3 separate regions of the Mus musculus genome follow, and regions 1 and 2 are each linked to region 3. The links are chromatin loops, found by intact Hi-C in ENCODE. Cell type or tissue: heart. All regions are shown on one strand.

The links. Hi-C counts contacts between places; a loop is a spot of excess contacts. Peaks named below come from ENCODE experiments on the same cell type or tissue, not always from the same donor. Only the 100,000 strongest peaks of a DNase experiment are listed, where the experiment ranks them.
Region 1: it touches region 3 in a loop (3.0-fold over the local background); 4 of 42 quality-filtered maps call a loop at or near these places.
Region 2: it touches region 3 in a loop (2.1-fold over the local background); 6 of 42 quality-filtered maps call a loop at or near these places.

Annotation. Positions count from the first base shown.
Region 1 is chr13:99,054,815-99,062,814 of GRCm38, reverse strand. No RefSeq gene overlaps it. Among named protein-coding and RNA genes, the nearest start is that of Gm35493, 14 kb to the left of the region's middle. In heart, no CTCF peak of the experiment used is centred here; DNase peaks (open chromatin) are centred at 4,014, 5,674, 6,194 and 6,754; H3K27me3 peaks cover 18 bases.
Region 2 is chr13:98,865,029-98,873,028 of GRCm38, reverse strand. Tnpo1 (transportin 1) reads left to right here. Exons shown (of 24, transcript NM_178716.3): 7 at 2,708-2,789; 8 at 5,861-5,983; 9 at 7,942-8,000. Among named protein-coding and RNA genes, the nearest start is that of Gm34995, 53 kb to the right of the region's middle. In heart, CTCF peaks have their summits at 3,809 (motif pointing left) and 4,999 (motif pointing left); a DNase peak (open chromatin) is centred at 5,018.
Region 3 is chr13:98,921,032-98,929,031 of GRCm38, reverse strand. It overlaps Tnpo1 (transportin 1), which reads left to right and starts at 2,648. Exons shown (of 24, transcript NM_178716.3): 1 at 2,648-2,781. The coding sequence starts at 2,767. It overlaps Gm52051, which reads right to left and starts at 4,620. Exons shown (of 2, transcript XR_003950643.1): 1 at 1,626-4,620. In heart, a CTCF peak has its summit at 3,469; DNase peaks (open chromatin) are centred at 2,361, 2,631 and 3,241; H3K4me3 peaks cover 2,498 bases; H3K27ac peaks cover 2,440 bases.

The DNA of each region.
Region 1 (8,000 bases), 130 kb before region 3:
GGGAGAGAGCCCTTCCCCCACCCCACCCTCCCTTCCAGGCCATCAGCATGTGTCAGGTTGTGCAGCCAGCACCTTTTAGAGCTGGAGGGAAACCTAGAGGTTTGAAGAACTGTTTGGTGCTCTGAGATCTCAGGTCTGACTCTGATGTTCCTCAGGGCATCACTGAACATGTGATCTTTAGTTCCTGGAACCCTTCATCTAACGAACTTTCTAAATAATCCCTCATCTACTGATAGAACAAACATCTTAGTCAATAAATAGGTAGGTTTATAAGACAGAAACAAATATCATTTCAAAACTTTTGATCCAAATTTCCCAACACATTTTTTAGCACTTCAAGATTTTAGTCTAAACATGGTCATATACTTTTCCATAGGCACATAACATATAATTCTAGAAGCTAAGCCAAGTCCAGCATACAACCAGGGAGCCAAGCCTGTGTCCTCATAACTTCCAGGCTAATGGGAAATGACATTCAGATCAATAACACTGCTAAGAATCTCTGCAGTCTCAATGTTTAAGAGCTCATTTTCAAAACATAGGTATAAGCAATAACCCACAGTGCCCTTCCACTGAAGGTTCAGAAGTGATTGTTGGCTGTGGTGGTTTGAATATGTGTGGTCCCCATAGACTCATATGTTTGAATGCTTGGCCAATGGAGAGTGGTACTATTAGGAGGCATGGCCTTGTTGGGGAGTAGGTGTGGCCAAGTTCCAGGACAGACAGGGCTACACAAAGAAACCCTGACTCAGAAAATAAAAATAAAAAACAAACAAACAAACAAACAAAAAGAATTGCTGTGGTCATGGTGTCTCTTCACAGCAATAAAACCTTAACTAAGACAAGAATATACAAAGTGTTCATGTGTTTTTGGAAATACATGTTCATTTCATCTACAGCCTGAACCTTCTTTAAAAAAATATTTTTAATATAGCATTCTCTGTAAGCTGGAATACATACTAAAGGAAGTCTTTACCCAACCTGTGAGTTAAGACCATCAGAAAACCCGATGTCAGGATATTCCTTTGCACACAACTACCTAAGAAGTTGCAACCACCAGAAAACAAAAAACAAACAATAAACAACAAACCACCCTGCCTCTCAGGGCCCTAACACTTATATTCCCACTGAAGAGTTCCCATAATTCCAACTGTCGCACAATCACAGAAACTATCTGCCACTGGCAAAATTATGCCCCTGCTAGAGCACAAGGCAAATCATAACCAGCTGCTGTAGACAATCTGAAGCAGCCCCATATACCATACCTTGGATTAAAATGGAAACATACTCTTATAATATTTTTATGTTTTTCTTAAAGAAACCAAAATTCTCACTACAAGCAAATTCTCTCCAACTGCATCTTCCTTTCCTATCTTAAATTTAGAGTCATGCCCATGCCTGAGCCTCTGTACAGATCCATTGAGTCAATCTTCAGATTGTAGCATCCAGTTATCCAAGGTTAACTGCGTAATATTAAATACTATAATATTCAATGCAATTGAGTAGTATCTATTAAATAAGCAATCTATTCCGAGTATACTTCTAGGCCTGTTATGGGGGCCAGCAACTACCTTCCAATACTAAGCTAAGACTTAGCCATGAGTTTAAAAACAAACAAACAAACAAACAAACAAACAGTTACTAGACAGCTTTTAGGTATATCTATCTTCTCATAGAACTGCTATGTAATTCTATTGCTTGGTTTCTTAGCCCTTCTGATTTTGTGATATATAGAATTCCTATTTGGTTTATATTTTGCTCTATTTTCTAAACCTGGTATTTTCTGAAGGGTGATTTGCAAGCTGTCTACATCAGAGCCAGCTGGTATAATTCTTTAAGAAAAGGAAGATTCCTAGACCCACTAAAGACAGGGAAGCTCTGCCTAGAGGGAATGGCATCTGGGAGTCATATCTTTATCAAATACCTAGAGTATCGGGTCAGCAGCAAAAGGTGTTAGGACTTGGTTACATTACACTGATTGTATGATACTCATTAGGACACCACAGCTCTCGACACATATGACAGTTTACTGAACACATTGCCTTTGTGAAACATACACAACATGGGCTTACATTCTGTTCTAGTTTATTTTCTGTTGTTATGATGAGATGTCCGGACAAAAAAACAGCCTAAGGGAGAAGAAAATCATAGTGGCAAGAGCTTGAAGCAGTTGCTCAAGAACAAAGAAAAAATACACTCATCCCTATTGCTCATTCACTGCTTAGTACTCAGACAGTTTTCTCTACTCATGTAATTCAAGGCCCAGCCAAGGGAATGATGCCACCCACAGTGGGCTTGGTCTTCCTACATCAATTAATAAGGTTAACACACACACACATACACACACAGAGAGAGAGAGAGAGAGAGAGAGAGAGAGAGAGAGAGAGAGAGAGAGAGAGATGTACACACACCAGCACACCTCCAATTTAAACTCTTTACTTGAGAAAACAGTTTAGTATGTGTTTTTGTTTGGCTTTCAGTCCCCCTTCCTTTTAATGATCTCAACTGAATCATAGAGAATTTGAGGTCAGGATCAATGGGCCCTGCTAAACTTCTTTATGATAGGTTTAACGCAGAGAAGCCTGTCTCTTCTAGATAAGCAAAGCATCTAGCTAGGTATTGGTTTAACCAGGTGCAAATTTTTAAAAAAATACAGCTTTTAAATGTAACAATTAGAGCTATTACAAATTACATTGTTAAGTATATTAGTTTTTTGCTTTTGAAATGTTTAGTGTCTTGAATTGATTTATAATTCTGTATTTATTTGCTGGATTTGCTAAATCAAGTAGTGATATTTTTCAAAGTGCAACCTACAGACTGTCTATTAGAACCAGCTGGTGGGTTCTTTGAGAAAAATGAAGATCCCACCAAATGTCATGGTACACACTTGTAATCCCAGCACTCAAGTGGACACCACAGAAGATTGTTAATTTAAGCCCAAACTAAACTATATAGCAAGACCTTGTCTTGGAAAACCAAACCTCAAACAGAAAAAGAAGGACAGGGCAGGGGGAGGGGTAGCCCTACTGGATCTCATAAACCAATCATTATGTTTGTGTGGGAGGATAACAGACCTTAGGAGCTTAATTTAAACATTTATTATTTTAATTTATTTGCATGATTTCTTTTTTGCCTTGGTGCATATCTTTTGCTTTGTGTGTGTGTCTGGTGCCCATAGAGTCCAGAAGACAGTGGTAGATCCACTGTCACTGGGTTGATATTGGTTATGAGTCACCATGTGAGTGCTAGTAACTGAACCCAAGTCCTCTTGCAAGAACAGCAAATGCTCTTAACCACTGAGCCATCTCTCCAGACCCCTAGAAACCCAACACGACAACATCTAACCCAAACTACCAAACTCAGAGCTTAGCTGTGGTCCCTGAATTCTTAGAAAAGGAGTCTAGTGCCTATTTCATAACCATTGTGATTGATGAGCCAATGTGTATAAAACTGCTTACTGTCTCATACAAAGGTTCCATTCCATGTACAAAGCAGCCACTTCTTACATTAGCTCTTAAGTGACTTGTTTTTGAAAAATTCAGAATTTAGTTATGATGTTTTCTGGCAGAGAGGGTTCACTGCAGTCAGTCAGAAAAGGGGGTGCAGGTACACACATGCAAGTGTTCACATGTTCTCAATGTCATGAGGCAAGTTTCCCTCTCCACTTGTAGGTTGAGACCACCTTTTGGACATGGCATGTCAGATATCCTGCATATCATATATTTACATTACAGTTCATAACAGTAGCAAAACTACAGTTATGAAGTAGCAACAAAATTTATGGTTGGGGGTCACCACGACATGAGGAACTGCATTAAAGGGTTGCAGTATTAGGAAGGCTGATTTGGATGGAGAATTTTCCTTCCTCCTCTGGTGGTGTGATGATTGCTAAGCTAGTGGGAAAGATTGGCACAGAGCAGCGATGATGTCGTCACTCTGGGTGGTTTGAACAGAGGCTGGCTTCCCCAGACTGTGACCAGCCATCCCCAGCTGTCTATGCAGTCAGATGTTCCTGTGCCTAGAAATTCCTGGGAAATTTGTGTTTTCTGAACAGAGTCTCATGTTTGCTTTACTTACCCATGAGACTCGTCATCAAGATCTCCTGCTATGCCGTGTGCACGTCCAAACGCATAGCTCTTGTCCAGCAGGTTCACTCTCGTGCGTGCCCCTGGCTAGCTTACAAGCACTGGAGACAAACAGCACCTGGCTTGGGATACAATGACCTCATTCTCCTGGACAGAGAAAAGACCTGGTCTGCCAAGTACCCAATCTGACTTTTAAAATGTCATGGTTCTTGTCTTCAACGCAACCATGAAAGCTTGATCTACTCCAGAGCTCACATGGTACTCTGGAATATTCCAAAGCAATGGGAAATATGAATAATTTCACAAAGCCATCCTTCCTAGAAAAGGTCGTCCATCAACTGCACCACAGACAACAGTTGTGGCACTGTGCACCGTGCATTTTGCAAATACTTCTGCGTGTTATTTCCTTTGGTTCTCACAGTGAGTCAGAGAAGTGGTATCCCGTATCATAGAAGGCACTGGGGCACATAAGGAGGTTGAAGCTCATCATGGTCAGAAGAGCAATTTACCCAGTATGTCTGTCAGACTCCAGAGACTTTCTTTCAACCACATCAATGGACCAGGGTACTTTTGTGATAATAAAATAATGTTACATTGACATTTACTCAGCACTAGCTGTATAGTAAACAAGTTGGAGACATTTTACAGGTAGTATTTCACTCAACCGGGTATCCAGCATGCTATGATTTGGCAGGTTGAAATAGGGTTAAGGAATTTGCCCAAGGGTCATAGGTAGGAACTGAAAGACTCACATCCCAAGCCACCTCGGGGGTTGCTGTGTCCTAAGAGCTTTAAGTCCGAAGTAAGAGTTGGAACTTTCTAGAATGCTGGAGTTCAAGGTGAGTGGGGGAGCTGGGGTGAGGGAAGGGGAGGAATTCTGCAGCCACGCCACAGAGCAAAGCCAGTTTCTTGCAGCATTCCCTACTGCGTACACTGGAGGAGCAGGGCTCCAACCCTGAAGGACCCTGTGAGGCTGAGGCTGGAAGGGGTACAAGGTTAACCGCACCAAGGACCAGAACAATCAGCAAAGGGTCAAATGTACAGCCAGATAGACACAACAAAGACTACGTGACACAGAGCAGATCCAGGTCAAGGGAGACGACAGGCTCCAAAGCAAGAGGACTTCACTGAGGCTGGCAGTAACTGTGGGGAGAGAGCCACGGGCTGGATCTTGAGACTTTGGTGTGTAGAATGAGACACCATAAGCAATGTGGAAACAAGATGGTAGGAAGGCCTGTGGGATGGTAGGGGAAGCACAAGTCCTCCCATAGCCCTCCTCAGACTCCGGATCTAAGTTAGCCAATCATGATGGCCTGATTTCTGAGCTCTTCCCCCTAGGGATAGGGAAGTCAGTGGTCTCCAGCACAGGGCTAACCTTTTGCCTTTAGCTCCCCCTGCTTTGACAAAGCGCAGCCAGCCACTGAGTGCACTGAAGGCTTCTGTCGCAAGAGTGCCTTGACTCTGCTTATTGCCTTCAATAAAACATGTCTCACTCTGTTCTCTCTCCCGGTCCATCTCCCTGGACACCCACACAATCATCCATATGTAAACAAAGAGGCTTCGAAGCCACCAGGAGTCCTGCAAGGCGGAGGAGATGAGAATGAGCTGCAGCCTCCCTGCGGCGAACTAGAGACTGGAAATCTTTCATAATCTCCACTTGGTTTTGTGACCGTGAAAGGCACAAGTGTTCACCGTGGAAAAATACATGAACACGTCCAGAAAACAACTATTATCCAGCAGAGATAAGCAAATATGACATCTAGTTGAGCGTGCCTTGATGTGCGGCGTTACATCCCATGCTGCTTTCTTGCCTGGTGTTTCCCCTTGGCACAGACTGCATGCGTATTCACTATGAGCATCTTTAGTGACTGTATACCAGCCCGTCAGAGTTTCCTTCTTGCCTCAGAGTAGAATGCCTATTTAACACTCTGCTTCCTCTGTTTCTTCCATATGCCTTTGGAAATTCAAGATGTTGGTTCTGAGACCCAAACGGCTCTGCTAACTTAAGTTTGAGAAAAAGTAAATCTGGGTTTGGCTTGAGCTTGGCCACTCATTCCCCAAGCAGCTGTGGCTGATCACTTTTCCCTGTGTGTCATGTCCCACATTCACCATGTTACACTGTCCAGTTTAAAGCAGATCAATATGGCAACGGAGAAAGTCCCACCTACTAAGCCGAGGCCCCAAACTCCCGAGCCCAGCCCAGTGTGGGAAGAACTGGTCATTCCTTTTGAATGACAGTGAATGACAGGCACCCCCCCCCCCCACCTCGTGACAGCCATTGTGCAAAGCACAATACTTGCTTTTTTTTTTTAAGCTGACTTCTCCCAATATCCCAATATAGTAAGAATTATTATAATTTTCATGTGGTGAGAGAAAAAGTTAAGTGTCAGGGAGATTGCAGCCTGCCTACACACACACATATACACACACACACCACTAAGGAAAGCTCTCTTCCCCATAAGACTGGGCTCTGGAGCCATACCAGCAAGAGAGCACTTGGCCCGCTGCCTTTCAACACTAATCAAGTTGTCCATTTCAGAAGCCAGCGGCAGTGTGTCCGTGAGGGAAATCTGTTCAGTATTCAAATCAAGGCAAGGAAGGAAAGCAGATGTGAGACATGTGGAAGAAAACTCTCTGTGGAAGGAGGAAGTCAGGATCCCATCTGGAAAGGAAACCGAGGTCTCCAGCTCAGCCAGACCTGGTCCTTGCTCTCCTGCTTGAGTAATTTAATCATAAAAACACCTGGCTCTGAGCACCCCAGCACACCCAGCGAGATGGTATTTTGAGTCTTGGTAACCGACACACAGATCTATTCAGATCTATTTTTGTGGCTGTAGACACATCCTTCTACATCCCCTCCCCATGCAGTCTCTGCTGTGGGTCCCTCCCTCCCACCCCCACACAACTGAGAGCTCACGCAGAAGCCTCAGAATAGAGACCCATCCCTTCCCTCCCTCCCTCCCTCGGGATGACTCACAGGCTACACAGAGCGAGGAGAGACAGGAGGGCTGATCTCCAGCTACTCTCTCACCTTCCCAGTCTCACAGAGGCAGAGTCAAGAGCCTGCAGCTCAGCTCCGTCAGGTCCACGACTATCTCTTTCACATCCAAGAGATGCTCAAGCATTTGGGAGGAGGAAGATGTTGGGGACAAGATGGTGAGCGATGTGAGCCTGTCAGGACAATGTTTTCTAGTTCAACTGGCTAGTGGGCACTTGAAGAATGGTTAGCCCAATTCAGAAGTGTTATATTTTTAAATACCTTTCAACTTTCAAATATTTTGTATAGAAATATAGCACATTTATAGGTTATATACACATATATGTATACACATATACTATACATATATACACATGCATATGCAGTAATATTTTTAATTGTCAAAATTATAGTATTTGGGGCATATGGTATCAAATAAAATATATTAAAATCAAGTTTACCTGTTTCTTCTCACTTTCATAATCTGAATACCAGAAAAATACTCAGCTGCACATAAGACCTGCGTTAAACATCTATTTCTGTGCTGAAGCTGTCAGATTTTGTGAACCTGAGTATCGAAGCCGGGCATGGGTCTCCTGCTTCTCTTTCTACAGCTGGAGGCCACTCAGCTCCATCAGCTCCTGTTTCAGCAGGTCAGTCATTAGGGATTCAGATATGTTCAAAATAACCATCGCAGCATGCGACACTTCTAGAGTACTGTCTTTCTCACGTTTCTTTAAAGTCTAGCCTCCGACCCCTCTATCCTTTGCTGAGATGCCTCAAAGGGGAGATCTACTGCCTCCACTTTCAAAGATTCACTGTCCCTCCAGAGGACCTGTCCCTCCCAGGTGTCACACCCTGCCTCCCTTGCCCCTCTCACATCCTAAGTCAGAAAAGAGAGATGTGCAGAAAGACTCCATCCCCAAGAGACCTGAGGG
Region 2 (8,000 bases), 56 kb after region 3:
CTGAATTCCTCTCACTTTGCTTTTTTGGCTATATGGCTGAGGTTTTCATCCATTTTGCCAACTTTCTCCACTGTGCTTCTGGCTTTCCTTTAGTTGGTGCCTTGATTTCTTCCCTAATTGATCTGTTTGTCTCTGTCCTTTTTGAGGACATTGATCATTTTTTGCTGTTAAACCTTGAGCTGTGGGTGGTGGTAAGATCCTGGAGAGAGAGAGAGCCTGTGACCTGGGCCCTTCACACTTCTTTGTTTCTGTGTTGCAGTTCGCGACTCTTTGGTTTGGAAACCTCTTCCTCTTTATTTAGGGGGCTTATTGGGGAGCAGCCTACTTGGGTGGCTCAGTTAATTCCCAGTTCCACTTCTTGAGGAGCAAATAAAGCGTTACAGCAGCAGCAGTTGCGGCAAACGGTGCATGAGAGGCACAGGGTCTGAGTCAGTGGGCATTCTACTCATCAGCAGAAAAGAGAAAAAGGCAGTGTAGTGCATGTGCCATGCAACTGAAAATCTAGAGTAAATGTGGAAATGGTAAGCGGGTCAGATGAAAGGAGGAGGAAGGCACACAGGGAAGACATGCTAAGGAGGTGAAAGGAAGATCAAGGAGATTATAAAGGGGAAGAGACAGCAGGCAGTTCAAAGATAAAAGGATTCTCCAATAATGAGGAAATATGTGACCAGAATAAGATGCAAGTAAGAAGGGGAATAAAGCTAACAAAAGCTTTTCAAATATAGAAGCTGGGCGTGACAGTGCTGCCTTTAATTCCAGCATTCAAAGAGGCAGGCGGGCAGATCTCGGGGTTGAAGGCCAGGGAGTAGGTCTACATAGTGACGCGTTCCACGATAGCAAGGATGTATAAAGAACCCTAATCTCAAAAAAACAAAACAAAACAAAACCCCACACAACCCAAAAACGAATAAATAAAAATTGCAAAGATGAACGCATCGCGCGGTGTTAGATGGTCAGCGTGTACTATTTCAGAGGGCCTGAGCTAAGTTCTCAGGACCCATACTGTGGCTCACAGCCACCTCTTAAGATGTGAAAACTTGAGTGAATGGTGGTGGCTCACGAATTTAATCCCAACACTCTGAGGCAGAGTCAGGTGGATCCCCCAAGTTCAAAGCCAGCCTGATTTACAGAACTAGTTCTAAGACAGTAAGGGATACTCAGAGAAAACCTGTCTCAAACGGACAAAAATATACGACACCCCAGTTTTTTTTTAAAATCACCTGTATGCGTCACTCCAAGGACCCCTTCAGTAACTTACACAAACACATACAAATACACGTGATTAAAAACAACAACAACAACACTATGAAAGGGTTGTTTGACCTCCAGAGGGGTCACAACCCAAAGGTTGAGAACTGCTGCTGCTCTGGAGGTCAGGATTCCATTTAAATAGCATGTTTCTCCCTAGCTGTCTTTCTTAGTCTATTGCTGTGGTGAAGAGAAACCAACCTCAAGGCAACTCATTAAAGCGTTTAACTTGGAGCTTGTTTACAGTTTCAGAGGCTTAGTCCTTGTCATGGCAAGAAGCATGCCAGCAGGGGCAGAAGGGCAGTAAGTCCTGATGCACAGGCAGAAAGAGTCAGACTTCCCCCCTAGTGACACACTCTCTCCAACAAGGCCACTCCCACTCCAATAGGGCCACACTCCTAATACTTCTTTCAGACAGTTCCACTTCCTGGTGACTAAGCATATTAGGCTCAGATATATCAGCCTATAGAGGCCATTCTCATTCAAACTACCAAACTAATGCATTCATTAAAATAATCTGCTTTGCCAGCCATGATGGCAGATACTTTTGATCCCAGATCTTGGGATGCAGAGGAGAGTAGATCTGTGAGCTTGAGGTCAGCTAACTGGGGCTACAGAGTAAAAAGAAAAAAGAGAAAACTTTGATTTAAAAATCTCCCCTGTCAGTGTAAACTCCATGCACACGCAGTTCCTCTGTGCCCTGGTTTAGGGACCACAGTGTCATACTGGGTTCTAGGCGCTCTTGAACAGGAACTTTTGAGTGTTTTAGCAAATCACATTCATTTAAGATATGGCTCATAAAAGGTAATGGGGAGTGATTGCTGCACTGCAAGGAGAGCCTTAGACAGTGGAGACTTTCAGGAGTGCTAACTTTACTTTTAAAGTTATTTTCTGGTACATCTCAATGCAGAAGAAAGTCGCAGTGGTGTGGAGCTGCTGATAAGAACAGAACAGCTTGTCAGTGTGGTAATGGAAACGATGAAAAGTTCTATCCACTAAACGTGTGGGTTAAAGACAGACTAAATATTATCTGGCCTACACCACACAAGCATTCCATAATGGGAATTGAAATGGAAATGGGTTCAACTGTGCTTAAGTTTGCTCTGTACTTACTAAATGTTCAGATGTTTCTAAAGAGAGCACATAGTTTCTCTTCAAAGTATTTTGTTCTACAGAAAAGAAACTGCACAGAAAAAAACCCTATATTATTTGAGTAAGTGTTATTTGTATAGCACCACGCAGGTCTTACTCAAAATTAATAAAGTCAAAGTGACTGGCTACATGCCAGCACTGTTCTGTTGTTTTTAGATGCTGTGGAGCTATGGTGCTCCACAACTGCAGTTCCCGCTTACGGGGTCATTGGTGTTGTACAGATCCTACAGACACCATAGTATCTCTAGAGATGCGCCTTTTGTTGTAACAACAGTAAGCGTATGCTGATGTGTGCCTTGGTTTCTAGGTCTCATGCTGTTGCATGTGTCAATCAGTTCATCATCAGTCGGACCCAGGCGCTCATGCTGCACATCGATTCCTTCATTGAGGTAAGACTGCCCCAGGCTTGGACTAGTGCTGATGGGATTCAAATTGGATACAATGTTACTAGGTTTTCCTAGCTGAAAATAAAAGCATTCTTTATGTGCTAGAACATTGGAAATGTGATCCAGATATGGGTTATGGAGTGAATATATGTGGTTCTGCCTCCTAGTTTGACTGTTTAGAAGTCTTCTTCAATATACCATTCAGTTTGTACATGCACGATTTTCCTAGACCATGAGTAACCTTTGAAGCAAGCAAACACAAAATACTTAGTAAGATTGGATGAAGTTGGCCTGTAACAATCCAAAGGTACATACTAAAAGAACAGCTACATAATGTTGACCTGACTGTTAACTGCATTACATGGTAGTCTTAAATGGCCTCAGTATACAGGCCAGACCATTTAGGAATAACTTTCTGTTTTTCTATTGATTTACATTATAAATATAGAGGACTCAAGAAAACTATTAGCTCTTAAATACTAAATAATGTCTTAGTGGCATAACTGCAGAAGAATAAGGTCATGCTCATGGGGGCTCACAGACTAAACCACCAACCAGAGAGCATTCAGGGGCTGGACCTAGGCCCTTACATACTGGTAGCAGATGTTCAGGTTGGTCTTTATGTGGGTCCCCTAACAATTGGAAGTGGAGTGGCTGTCTCTGACTCTGTTGCCAGCCATTGGATCCCCTTCCCCTAGTTGGACTGAGTCAGGCCTCAGTGGGAGAAGATCATGCTGCCACTTTGATGTCCCTGGGGGCAGGCGGGTACCCAAGGAGGGGATTCCCTTTCTCTGAGGAGAAGGGGAGTGGGTAATGGTGGAGGGATTTGTGAGGGCAGGATGGGGGGGGGGTGCTGCTGCTACGGGGATGAATAATATGATAGATTAGTGAAAGAGACTAAGATCTGGCCATGGGGGCTGGAGAGATGCTCAGTGGTTAAGAGCACTGCCTGCTCTTCCAGAGGTTCTGAGTTCAATCCCAGCAACCACGTGGCGGCTCACAACCATCTGTAATGAGATCTGACGCCCTCTTCTGGTGTGTCTGAAGACAGCTACAGTATACTTATTTATAATAATAAATAGATCCTTGGGCCAGAGCAAGCAGGGTTGACTGGAGCAAGCAGAGCCAACCAGAGTGAGCAGAAGTCCTAAATAAAATCCCCAACAATCACATGAAGGATCTCAACCATCTGCACAGCTACAGTGCACTCACATGCATAAAATAAATAAATAAATCTATTTTAAAAAATAATAATCTGGCCACAGTCCATAAGCAGAGCAGTTTCTTTTCAGAACCTCTTCCTGATTGCAGCAAGCAGAAAAGCTGAAATTCTAAGAAGGGATGGAGTCATTTTAATTTTCTCAACAGCTTCTTTCTGAATTCTCTCTGTGGACCAGGCTGGCCTCTTACTTCCCGGATCTGCCTGCCTCCACCTGTCCACCCCGCCCCACCCAGCCCAGCGTGTTTAAGGATTTGTAAGAAGTGGTGTGTGCATGAGTCCTGGGACAGTTGTCAGTTCACTCCTGCCTTGCTGAGACTGAATTTCCTGTTTCTGCTACTGTGCTATAGACTGCAGACTGTCAGGCCTCCCTCCGGGCTTCCTGGCCGCCTTCTCTGTCTACAGCCCAGCTCACTGTAGGTGTTGCTGGCATTGCAAACGAGTGTCACTACATCAGGTTGTTTTGTTTTGTTTTCCCCTTTTGAAAAAACAAAACAACAGCTGAATGCTAGGGGCAAATCTCAGGTTGTTAGACTTTGGACACAGCGTACATGCTCACTCTGAGCGGACTCTCTCTCGCTTTAGTGTCTATCTTAGAGTGGCCTTGAACTCTTGATCTCTCAGGACAACCAGAGGGCACCAGCTTCTGTGCCCATCCTAAAGGTGGCTTGGTCTTAGTAAAAACTTGTTATAGTCAAAAATTATCAGTGTGGACCTAAGATTCCATGCAGGCTAGTTTCAATTCCTTTACCAGCTGGCACATTTTTAACCCCTGCTAATTATTAATCTATGAAATGAATAATATTAGTATCTTGGGCTGTGACAATTGGATATACTATTCTGTGTAATGCTCCCACTTATTAACCTTCTAGAGGAGTTTATAAGCATTAGCACAGGAGTGGTGACTGTTCACTTTCCTCTCTACTAGTAGGTAGGTAGTTGACTTGGTGAATAGCAACGATCTAGGCTTGGGTTGTTCTCCGGCTCCCTCTGCTGCTCCAATAGGGAAGTGAGCACTTACACCCAGAGGATGATGCAGTGCCATTAGTTTGTTAATTAGCTTGTGGGTGGGTCTTTGAAACAGGATCTAGCTTAGGCTGTCCAGGAACTTCTGCCTCAGCTTTCAGACAGCTAGGACTGCACATACAGCAATCCAAAAAAAAAAATTTTTTTTTTAAATTACATACAGCTGAGCAGCTGGGAAGATGGCTCAGTCTGTAATATGACTTTAGCTCAGATTGATTTCTAGCACTCAACATAAACAGCCAAGCATGGCATTGTGTGCCTATAACGCCAGCACTGGGGTGGGGTAAAGGAGGAGAGATCCCTTCAGCTTGATAACCAACAAATGTCAAGAAGAATTGTGAGGCTTCAGGTTTAGTGAGTGAGCTCACCTAATTAAAATGGTGGTGGTGGTGGTGGTGGTGGTGGTATAGCAGTATAATAGACTGGCTGTGGGATACCTCTGGTCTCCACGTGCACACACTCCTCTCACACACATGTACTTACTTACCTGCATCACTTACATGCCTATACCCTGCACACAAAGCCTGGCTGTCATTAAGAGTGGTGTTTTAGGCCTGGAGAGATGGCTTAATGAGGAAGTACCACTCATCTAGAGAACCTGAGTTCATTCCCAGCACCCACATCAGATGACGCATAACCAACTCCAACTCCAAGGACTGACTTGGCCTCTGTGGGCACTCGTACTTTGTGCAACCCCCAGATGTGTATGTGCACAAAGGAGTTCCAGATTAGCCACAGTGCACAAAGAGACTTTTTCCCACAAAATCAAAAAGGAGAAAATAGAAATTATGGTCTAACTAGGAGGGAACCTGTGTTTCGTGTACAACAGAACCTCTTTGCACTGGCTGGCGACGAGGAAGCAGAGGTGCGGAAGAACGTGTGCCGGGCGCTTGTGATGTTGCTTGAAGTCCGGATGGATCGCCTGCTTCCTCATATGCACAACATAGTCGAGGTAACCAAAGCATCCCCTTTGAGGGAAGACACATGAAATAGATATGGCTGTTTTTAAATTGTAAATCCTCTTGGTCAGTTTTGTTTTTGTTTTGTTTTGTTTTGTGAGATTTAAGTTATTATTAGAGGGGTTTTTTTTTTGTTTTGGTTTGTTTTTTGTTTGTTTTTTTTTTTGGTTTTTTTTTTTTTGGTTTTTCAACACAGGGTTTCTCTTTGTAGCCCTGGCTGTTCTGGAACTCACTCTGTAGACCAGAGTGGCCTCAAACTCAGAAATCCGCCTGCCTCTGCCTCCCAAGTGCTGGAATTAAAGGCGTGCGCCACCACTGCCCGGTGGAGGAATTATTTAAACATAGAGACTAGGTTTTGCTCATCATGACTAGGAAATTCTCATTAAAAATAGTATGCCGAGTTATAGGTATTTGGGGGATATTGGGTGATGTATTCTTGGATTGTTATAAAATAAAATTAAAAATTGAATCTGTCAGTTTGTAGTTTCATTATCAATATGATTCGCCTAATTTTGTGACTTAGCAGAAGGTTGAGGTTTCTAAGAAGGACATTGGCAAGGTGGTGGGGGAGCAGGGCATCCTGCATCCCAGCACTAGAAAGGCAGAGGCAGGCCAGCCCGGTGTATAGAGCGAGGTCCAGGGCTGCAGGGACTGCACAGAGAGACCCTAGCTTGGTTCAACAACCCAAGTAGATGTTAAAGGTTTTTCCATTCTTGTGTAGTTGAAGTCAGGTCACTAGGAAACATATCAGTTGCACTTGTTTAAGTGAAGACTCTAGAAGATAGAGAAGGGAAGCAGTTATTTAGGCTCCATGTAGTACCACTAGAGTCAAGCTCTACCATCTGATTTCATAGTGCAGAATAGAGTCCTACTTGTTTATTATATGGCTTTCCAAGTGCTTTAAGCAGTGTATTATTAGCCTCACTTGTGTGCTGTGTGATGAGAGTGGGTCTCTTAGAAATGGAGTTACAGCATGGTAGACTCTGCAGAACCCGGGGTGTTCGGTGGTTAGCAGTTGAGGGCTCCATCCCCAGCGTTCAGTCTCACAGCTGCTTGTTTGAAGCTAATTAGAAACTTTAACATTTTATCACTTGGTGTAGGCCACGCCTAGGCATCCTGATTTTATAATATATGTAACACTTTATGAGCAGTACACACATAGTATTTGACAAGTAGTAGAGCGGGCCTGTGACTGTTTCCATACTTGCCATGCAGTGTGTTTCAGTCCAAAAGAGAGAGTGTACTAAAAATACATCAATTGACTTTGATTCTAGTCCCAGAGATAATGGGAAATTTCGGAAGTGAATTCAGCTTGGTATATTCAGACGTCATGATAAAACACCTTGTTGAAACTACAAATTGTACTTAAGAAATGTTAGAACTAGGAGTAGTGGTGCATACCTGTAGCTCCAGCACTTTGGAGACAGAAGGAGGATCTTAAGTGTGAAACCAGATGGGTTACATGGTGAACTCTGGCCAACCTGGGATTCATGCCGAGACCCTGTCTGCAGAAGACAAAAACAGAAGGGGGGGGTGGGGTAGGTGGGTGGAATCGGATGCCTTTCCAAATTAAACTGATTTACTTATATATCACTTTAAAATACAGAAAAAAAGTCTGTCTACAAGATACAACTTGTTATTTATAAATTATTTTAAGGAAGATATGTGGAGTTATTTTTTATTTTCTCTGATTAACATTGACATGTCAGAAAATACAGCAGTTTGTTTTTATACCCCTGCACAAAAGTAGATCAATGATGCATACAATAAAACTTCATTGTTAAGCAGTAGCTCTTACATTTTAACCTTGTTGTAGAGGCAGATAGGGAGCTTTAAAAGAGAGAGAAAGCAGCACAGGTTGGAAGTCATGGTTTTCAGTATAAGGTGGCAGGACTACGTTATTATTCACTGTCCAGATGAAGCTGATGAACAGTATGGATTCTCTTCACAGTACATGCTGCAGAGAACCCAAGACCAAGATGAGAATGTAGCTCTGGAGGCCTGTGAATT
Region 3 (8,000 bases):
TAAGGAAAAAAATAGCAGAAAAGAAAAATTAAATCACATATGGTCATAAGCCTTAAGATGAGTAAGAGTAGTTTTAGCTTAAGATCAGAGTCAAAGATCACTTATTTAAAGCATCTCTACCCAGAATCTCTGTATAGTCACATTCTCATTTCAATCCAATGAAAGAATAGATTCTTAGATTATCTCATCCCAATTTTTAAAAAAAGATTTATTTATTTTATGTATGTGAGTACACTGTCACTCTCTTCAGACACACCAGAAGAGGGCTTCGGATCCCATTACAGATGGTTGTGAGTCACCATGTGGTTGCTGGGAATTGAACTCAGGTCCTCTGGAAGAGCAATCAGTGCTCTTAACCACTGAGTCATCTCTCCAGCCCCATCTCAACTTTATAATATCTAATAACCAAGAATTTTTTGTTGTTGTTTTCGAGACAGGATTTCTCTGTGTAGCCCTGGCTGTCCTGGAACTCACTTTGTAGACCAGGCTGGCCTTGAACTCAGAAATCCGCCTGCCTCTGCCTCCCAAGTGCTGGGATTAAAGGTGTGCGCCACCATGCCCTGCCTAAAGAAAAATTCATGTGGGGTGGTGGTAACACATACCTTTAATACCAAAAAGTACCAAAAATAAAATACCAAAAAAAAAATGTTTTTCTTTAAAAAGAATTCAAGGGAATAAATCCTTTTATATATACTAATTAATATTCAATCCTTCCTCCTTCCAGTTAGCTTTGTTTATTCCCAAAGTAGTATTTAGGTAAATTCTTCTTCATTGCTTGGTGTAGGTCCTACAACAATCCTTAGTTGCTCATCTTTAGTTTTATTTATGTGTATGAGTGCTTTGCTGCCACGCACATCATGGGAATGCCTAGTGTCTGTGGAGGTCAGCAGGGCATTGGACCCCTGGAACTGGAATTATGAACGGTTATGAGCTACCTCATGGTTGGAGACTAAAACCCAGGTCCTCTGCAAAAACAAAGGCTGTTACCCTCTGAACCATTTTCCCAGCCCCTAATCTTATAGATTTTAATGCTATTTTATTTTTTAAATCTCCAGCAATGTAAGATTCAGTTACCACAATCACACAATCATCTGATTTTTACAAGTCTCTACTCTACAATGAAAGCTTTTAAGTATAAAATAAGACCTGTTTACATTTTTCCTTGCAGTAAATTTTTTTGCAGACTCACCAAACTGCTCTGGAGGAAGGTTTACATTAAATTGTTTTTCTTAGGACATATTCCTTCTTAGAAAATTCCTTTCCAAGAACACTACTCTATCTAACTTCTATTAAATCAACATTTAAAAATGTTTATTTTATTTGATAGAGACAAAGTTTCTCTGTGTAGGCCAGGCTGGCCTGGAACTCAGCAATCTGTCTGCCTCTGCCTCTGGAGTGATGGGACTAAAAGTGTGGGCTGCCATGCCTGGCCATATTTTAGTAATTTTAAATATTTTCCCTTTCAATTTTCAGCTTTCTGATGATAAAAACCATCTTTTAGTCTCAAACTTTGAGTTAAGCTAATTGTAACACTAAAAAGTATTACAAGTGAAGATTTTTAAGCTTCTTAATAAATAAGTTGTAAATATTTAGCATTTTTCAAGAATTAGGTACAATAATTTTACCTGTAAAGTGTATGGAGAGCAATCACTGCCTAAACAAGAAGTATGTAACACTAAGGCAGTTGAAAGCACTGATGTGAAGATAATTCTCGCTGGCCACTCACTCAGAAAAAAGGACCACCTTGCTGTGCATATTTAAAATACTCATACGTGGTAAGTTTGTGTAAAAATAACCAGGCAGGGAAGAACGATTCTTCCAAGACCGGGTTTCTCAGTATAGCCCTGGCTGGCCTTGAACTCAGAAGTCTGCCTGACTCTGCCTCCCAAGTGCTGGGATTAAAAGCGTGTGCTACCACTGGGAAGAACAATTCACCTCTCTTCATTACCATTATTGCAACTGGCTTGAAAAGTGCCTACCTCTCCCATTTTAAAACACTTTCAGCTTGAAGTTACAGTACCTCTCTGGTGGTGGCTGTATAAGGAGAGAGGAGAGCTTATTATCTCCAAGCTCAGGGAACTAGCTTTATAGTAGAAACATACCTAGAGATGTAAACCTAATTTTCTAAATCATTTCATTTGGTTTTATATGGTAGTTTCGTGCTACATCAGCACATTTCAGAAGCCCCTGTGTTATCAAGGGGGCCGCCGTCCGCCCACACCCTTCTGCCTTGTCCCAGGAAAGCTGTAACAGTTCGACTGTGGGACGAGCGGCCTGGTGGGTGTCGCCGGGCTCTGGGCTCGGCGGTCTCCCGGGGGGGACACGAGTGCACTCCGGGCACGCACGTCACCTGCCGCCGGAAGGGCCGTGCATCTGGGCGTTCACACTCAACGGGCTGGGCAGCGGAGGCCGCGACTGAGCCCCAGGCTGGCTTGTGGGGGCTGCAGTGGGCGCGAGGGGGTGTGAGGCGGGCACGGGGCCGAGGCGTCGACCCCGGGACCCCGCTTGGTGAAAACCGCTGGGGCGCGCCGCCCGCCCGCCCGCCTTCCCGACGCAGGCCAGCAGGCCCAGGCCGCAGTTTTCCCAGCCCCGTCGCCGTTGCCAAGGCGACCGCCGCCGAAGATTCCCGCGCCGGGCTCCGCCCCCCGGCCAATCGGACCGGCGCTCGCCGGAGCCCGGATTCTCTTTGTTCCGCAGCCATTTCAGGCCCCGGACGGGAGGCAGCGCCGCTTCGGCAGAAAGGCCCGAGCGCCGGAGGCCTCTGGGATGGTGTGGGACCGGGTAGGTTGGCGTGAGGGTGCGTGGCCAGGGCGGAGGCGGGTGGGAAGCGGCCCGAGCGAGCTCCGACCGGCCGCCGCGCCGAGGGGACCGCGCTCCGCTGTCCGCCCTCTCGGACGGGGCCTGGCCGTTTGGAGCCCGCCGGCGACGGCGCGGTTCTAAGCCCAACAGCTGCGGTCCCGGGCGCCCTGCGGGTCCCGGACAGGGCAGGCGGCGCCCCAGGAGCGGGAGGTCGGTCCTGGGGGTGGCGGGAGGCTGGCGGGCCGAGCCGCTGCGATGCCCGTCAGGCCGCACGGTGCGAGGGCCCGAGGTCGCCGGTCTTTGTCCCGGAGCCTCGCACACTCCGGTTTCTGCAGCCAGCTGATCCGTCTCCCCCGAGGGCCTGCTGGCCTCGCGACCTGTGAACATAATTTTAATGTTTGTAACTACGGGTTTTGCTTAGGTTTGTGGGTTTTGCACGTCTGCCTCTGTCTGCCCACGCCACGGGGAAGGGCCGCCGAGGAACAGACCCGCCACCACAATCAAACTGGCTTTAGAAAGGCTTTCTTCCTCTTAGAAATGATCTCGCGGGGCTTAATTTTTTTTAATCACGTGGGGTTTGCAGGGATTGTTTACAGTTTCACTTTGTTACGCCAGTCGCGAATCAGCTGTTAACTGTAGAAACGAAGTCAGAGGCTGTCCACTAGTTGGGGAGATTGTATTAAGAAGCTTAGTATGTCCTGTTCGAAAAACAGTGATGGCTTCAATGAGTACGTAAGCAATGCTTTTCCCCCCTAAAGAGAAGACGCTCCTTAAATGCAAAATATTCGGTGAAATCAGTATTTGGAACTGACCTGTCTGTCTGCAATGTGCACGCTCAGACGTGTTCATCTTTAGGATACCAAAAGTACCTGCTGGGTTTTGAGTTTCCCTATCGAAACTTTCACTTAAGTGTGGTAAGAAAGTGTGCTAATGAAGTAAGTGGATGGTTTGTAGTTGGTGAGAAGTGATCCTTGTTACTGTCCTGTAACCCTCCGTCCTGGTTCTAGAGAATGGCTGGTCTATGTGGAAATTTGCAAGTGCAAAGGAAAAATACTACTTTAGAGGTGGCCGATTTATTTTAAACTCCTTGACACTTGCCGTGTGTGGGTGAATAGTGGTTTGGCAATTCAGCTTTTACTTGAGTCCGTGTACACCTACTGCACTGTGAGTGGTTCGTCTTCCCTTTCTGAAGAGGGCCTCGGCCTTCCATTAGCCATGTGCTTTTCCATCCTGCCCTGGCCAGAAATTACTGAATTCCTCCCACTGAAAGACCTATAGAAAATATTTTTGTATTTCTCCCTCCATTCCTAAAAGCCTTTTTGCCATTATATAATAGCAACAGGATAGAATTTTATCTTAAAAAAAAAAAAAGATCCTAGCTGTGCCTTTTTGCCATTATATAATAGCAACAGGATAGAATTTTATCTTAAAAAAAAAAAAGATCCTAGCTGTGACTATTTCCAGTATCAATAATTGTTATAGTCATTGTTTTATGACTATTTTTTTTTACTTATGTTAAAGTGATTGTGTGCATTCAGTTTTCTTAAATTGTGTTGAAATGTGAACATGTGCTATATTTAGAGGAATTTCTTGTGTTTGTTAGCCATATTGGCAAGCTTTTTTTTTTGAAAAGAAATCAGGTTCTAAGGAAGCCAAGTCAAGTTCCACATGAAGTAAATGTAACCAGAATAAATGAAAGAGAGGAAGGTGACAGCATGCGGACTGCCTTTGGAGGCAGAGGCAGGCAGATCTCTGAGTTCCAGGACAGCCAGGGCTCCACTGAGAAACTCTGTCTCCAAAAACAAACAAACCAGGAAAGAAAGAAAAGAATGTGGTATAAGATGCCAAAGATTTGGCCCTCCCCACCCCCCCCAAATGCTTACGTGCAGAGATTGAGAGAGCTGAACTAGAGTGTAACTGGTGATTTCAGAATCACGGAGGACAGTGCACCTTCCAAAAGGAAACTTCTCACAAGATGAGGTCCTGCTTGGCTAGTGTTAGTAAGGCTCTAGCAGGTTAGAGGAGTGTATTCACTGTTGGACAGAGGTTTGTGAGAGTGGGTGGACTGTGGTTAGTCAGGTAGAGGTTAGGAAGGGAGGTTCTCAAAGCCTTTGTGTGGTTCTGACACATCTATCCTAGGCACTGTTCTTAGAAGGACTGTAGTTGGTGTGATGAGTAGAGTATTCGCTTTCAAGCATCTTCATGCACAAATGAAACAAGAAACGAGGATGGAGATTTGTCTTCAAAAAAAAAATTTTTTTTTTTTTTGAGACAGGGTTTCTCTGTAGTCTTGGCTGTCCTGGAACTCACTCCGTAGACCAGGCTGGCCTCGAACTCAGAAACCCACCTGCCTCTGCCTCCCAAGTGCTGAGATTAAAGGTGTGCGCCACCACACCCAGCTCACATCTTATTTCTAAAAGGCAGTCAGTGGCAGTGGAACTATTTGAATTTAGTACAGAAAGGAGACAGGTGGCTCTCAGTGTGAGGGGTTTGAATCATCGGTGTCCTTCTAATGGCTTAGGTTATGATACAAGGTAGGCTTGTCCTGCATGTGGATGGGCAATCTAAGCCAGGCCCTTTGTAATTGTCAGTGTAACGTGAAACAGGTTACATCATCTCGGTTGTGTTCTGAGAACTGAGTTCACTTAGGAAGCTCTCAGAACCAGGCCCACATGGAGTCGATGCTCCACAAATCACTAATGTTCTCGTCATCATCGTTTTCAGTGTTTTTTATAACTATGAGAAATAAACTTAAAATTGCCAATTTCAGGATGGTACAGTAATTTATCTAAGCCCTTCAGTGTATTTTCTACAAATGTGTATATTTACACAGTTGAGATTTTATTGCATAAGTAATTTTCTGCTTGCATTTTCTTAAGCTAATAAGTGATATTGTTTGTTTTTTTATGAATGTGTAATGTTTGTGTGAATTTCTCTTAAAGAGTTTTTAATTGTTTTTTGTAGTTACATAATCACTACACCGAACATCTTTGTGCATGAGACAATTAGCTGCACTTTAGATGTTTCTTTGAGATGCTGGGTATCATTCACGTTTCTGAATTCATATTGTCTGGTTACTTTTGCTTAAGGCAAGTGTGATGGTTTGTGTATGCTCGGACCAGGGAGTGGCACTAGTAGAAGGTGTGCTCCTGTTGGAGTAGGTATGGCCTATTGGAGTAGGTGTGTCACCGTGGGCTTGAGCTTTGTCCTAGCTTCCTGGAAGTCAGTATCACAGAGGTGAAATCTTCTGGGCAGTGTTTTCTGTGAGCACAAAGCAGCTGTGTTCTGGATATAGCCAAGGTTATACCTCCTGCTGCTGCTGTACTTGAAGGGTCACTCAGGTGGTACTGGTTTGAAGACATGAAGAAGTCATGAAGAACAGCTGAGGCTTGGCATTGTGAGAAGCCATGGAAGGCCATTGGTGAAGGTGCAGCCTCGGTTGCAGTTAATGGCACAGGACTGAAGGATTTGAGACTTGGCACCATGAAGAGAGCCTATGAGAGGCGATTGGTAAAGCCGAGTTGCAGCAGAAGGCCTCAGAATATTGGGGATGTTCTTGGCTGATCACCAAGAACAGCTATGGCAGTGGAGTGGATCAACCTGAGCTTAGGGTGCTACAGAGGGCAGAGCTGGAGAAGTGATGCCAGCCCTTTCGAGGAACCCAGAAGATCATGTGTGGATCTCAGATATTGAAACAAGAATCTGTGAAGTTGAAGTTGACTTGGAGACCCCAAGATACTAAAGATGCCAGAGCCATGAAAGCTGCTAACAGGAGTGGAACCAGCCCAGGAGAAAGCAGTTTCAACACAGATGAAAAAGGAGTTGGAGATCTGAAGACTGCTTTGACATCAGCCTTGGAGATGCAGAGTTTGGAATTGGCTCAGCTGGTTTTCTGCCTTGCTTTGGGGATTACAGTTCAGTGATTGGATGAATCTCAGAAGAGACTTTGAAGTTTGAAATTTTAACATTGTTGAGACCACTACAGACTGGGGACTTTTGAAGTTGGACTAAATGTACTTTTATGCTATGGCTAGATATGGCCCCCATAGACTCATGTGTTTGAATAAGTCTATGGGAGCCAGGGAGTGGAATGTGATGGTTTGTATATGCTTGGCCCAGGGAGTGGCACTATTAGAGGGTGTGTCCCTGTTGGAATAGTTGTGGCCTATTGGAGTAGGTGAGTCACTGTGGGCATGGGCTTAAGACCCTCATCCTAGCTGCCTGGAAGTCAGTATTTTGTTAGCAGCCTTCAGATGAAGATACAGAACTCTGAGCTCCTCCTATACCATGTCTGCCTGGATGCTGCCTCGTTCCTGCCTTGATAATACTGAACTAAACCTCAGAACCTGTAATCCAGCCCCAATTAAATGTTTATCCTTATAAGACTTGTCTTGGTCATGGTGCCTGTTTACAGCAGTAAAACCCTAACTAAGACAGCAGGTTTATTTTTCATGGTGGTGGTTTGAGACAGGGCCCCTCTCTGTAGCCCTGGCTGTACAGGAACACTTTCAGAAGACCAGACTAGCTTCCATCTCACCGAGGTCTGCCTCTGCCTTCTGAGTGCTTGGATTAATGTTGTGGACCGCTCTGCTCTGCTCTTGGTGGTGGTTTGATCTTTATTGCTGTTACTGTCTGTGTGAGTAGTGTTAGAGATTGAGCTCATGACCTCATGCAGGCTACATGTTGAGGATGGACTAAGTTATGCGCGCTGACCTTGAACTCACTCTAGTCCAGGCAACCCTTACACTCTTCATCCTCTTGCTTTAGCTTGTGCTTACAAGCCTCTACCGTTAGGGCTGCTGTTGTTTGTTTGAAGACAGCCTCTGTTGCTCAGGGTTAGCCTCAGATCGTCCCCTTCTGCCGCCATCGTCCCTGTGCAAAGGTAATAGATGTTCACTACTATGCTAGGCTTGCTTGAGGGAATTTGGTAATGTTTATGAAATAAATAGAAGCAGCATAATGCTAATGCACCACTGTTGGGCGACAAAGGAGAAGGAGGGGGACTGAATTAGTGCTCCTTTCCATTGTAGTCAGGAGGTACCTGTAGTCATCTGTCTGCTACATATCATTTCTTATACCGAATTCTCATCATCATAGTTCTGTGTTACACATGGAAATTATTTTTCTCTGATTGATGGGAAAAGGTGGAGATGCATTTTGCACAAGGGCTAGATATGCAAGCCTGACTCTGAATCTAGGTC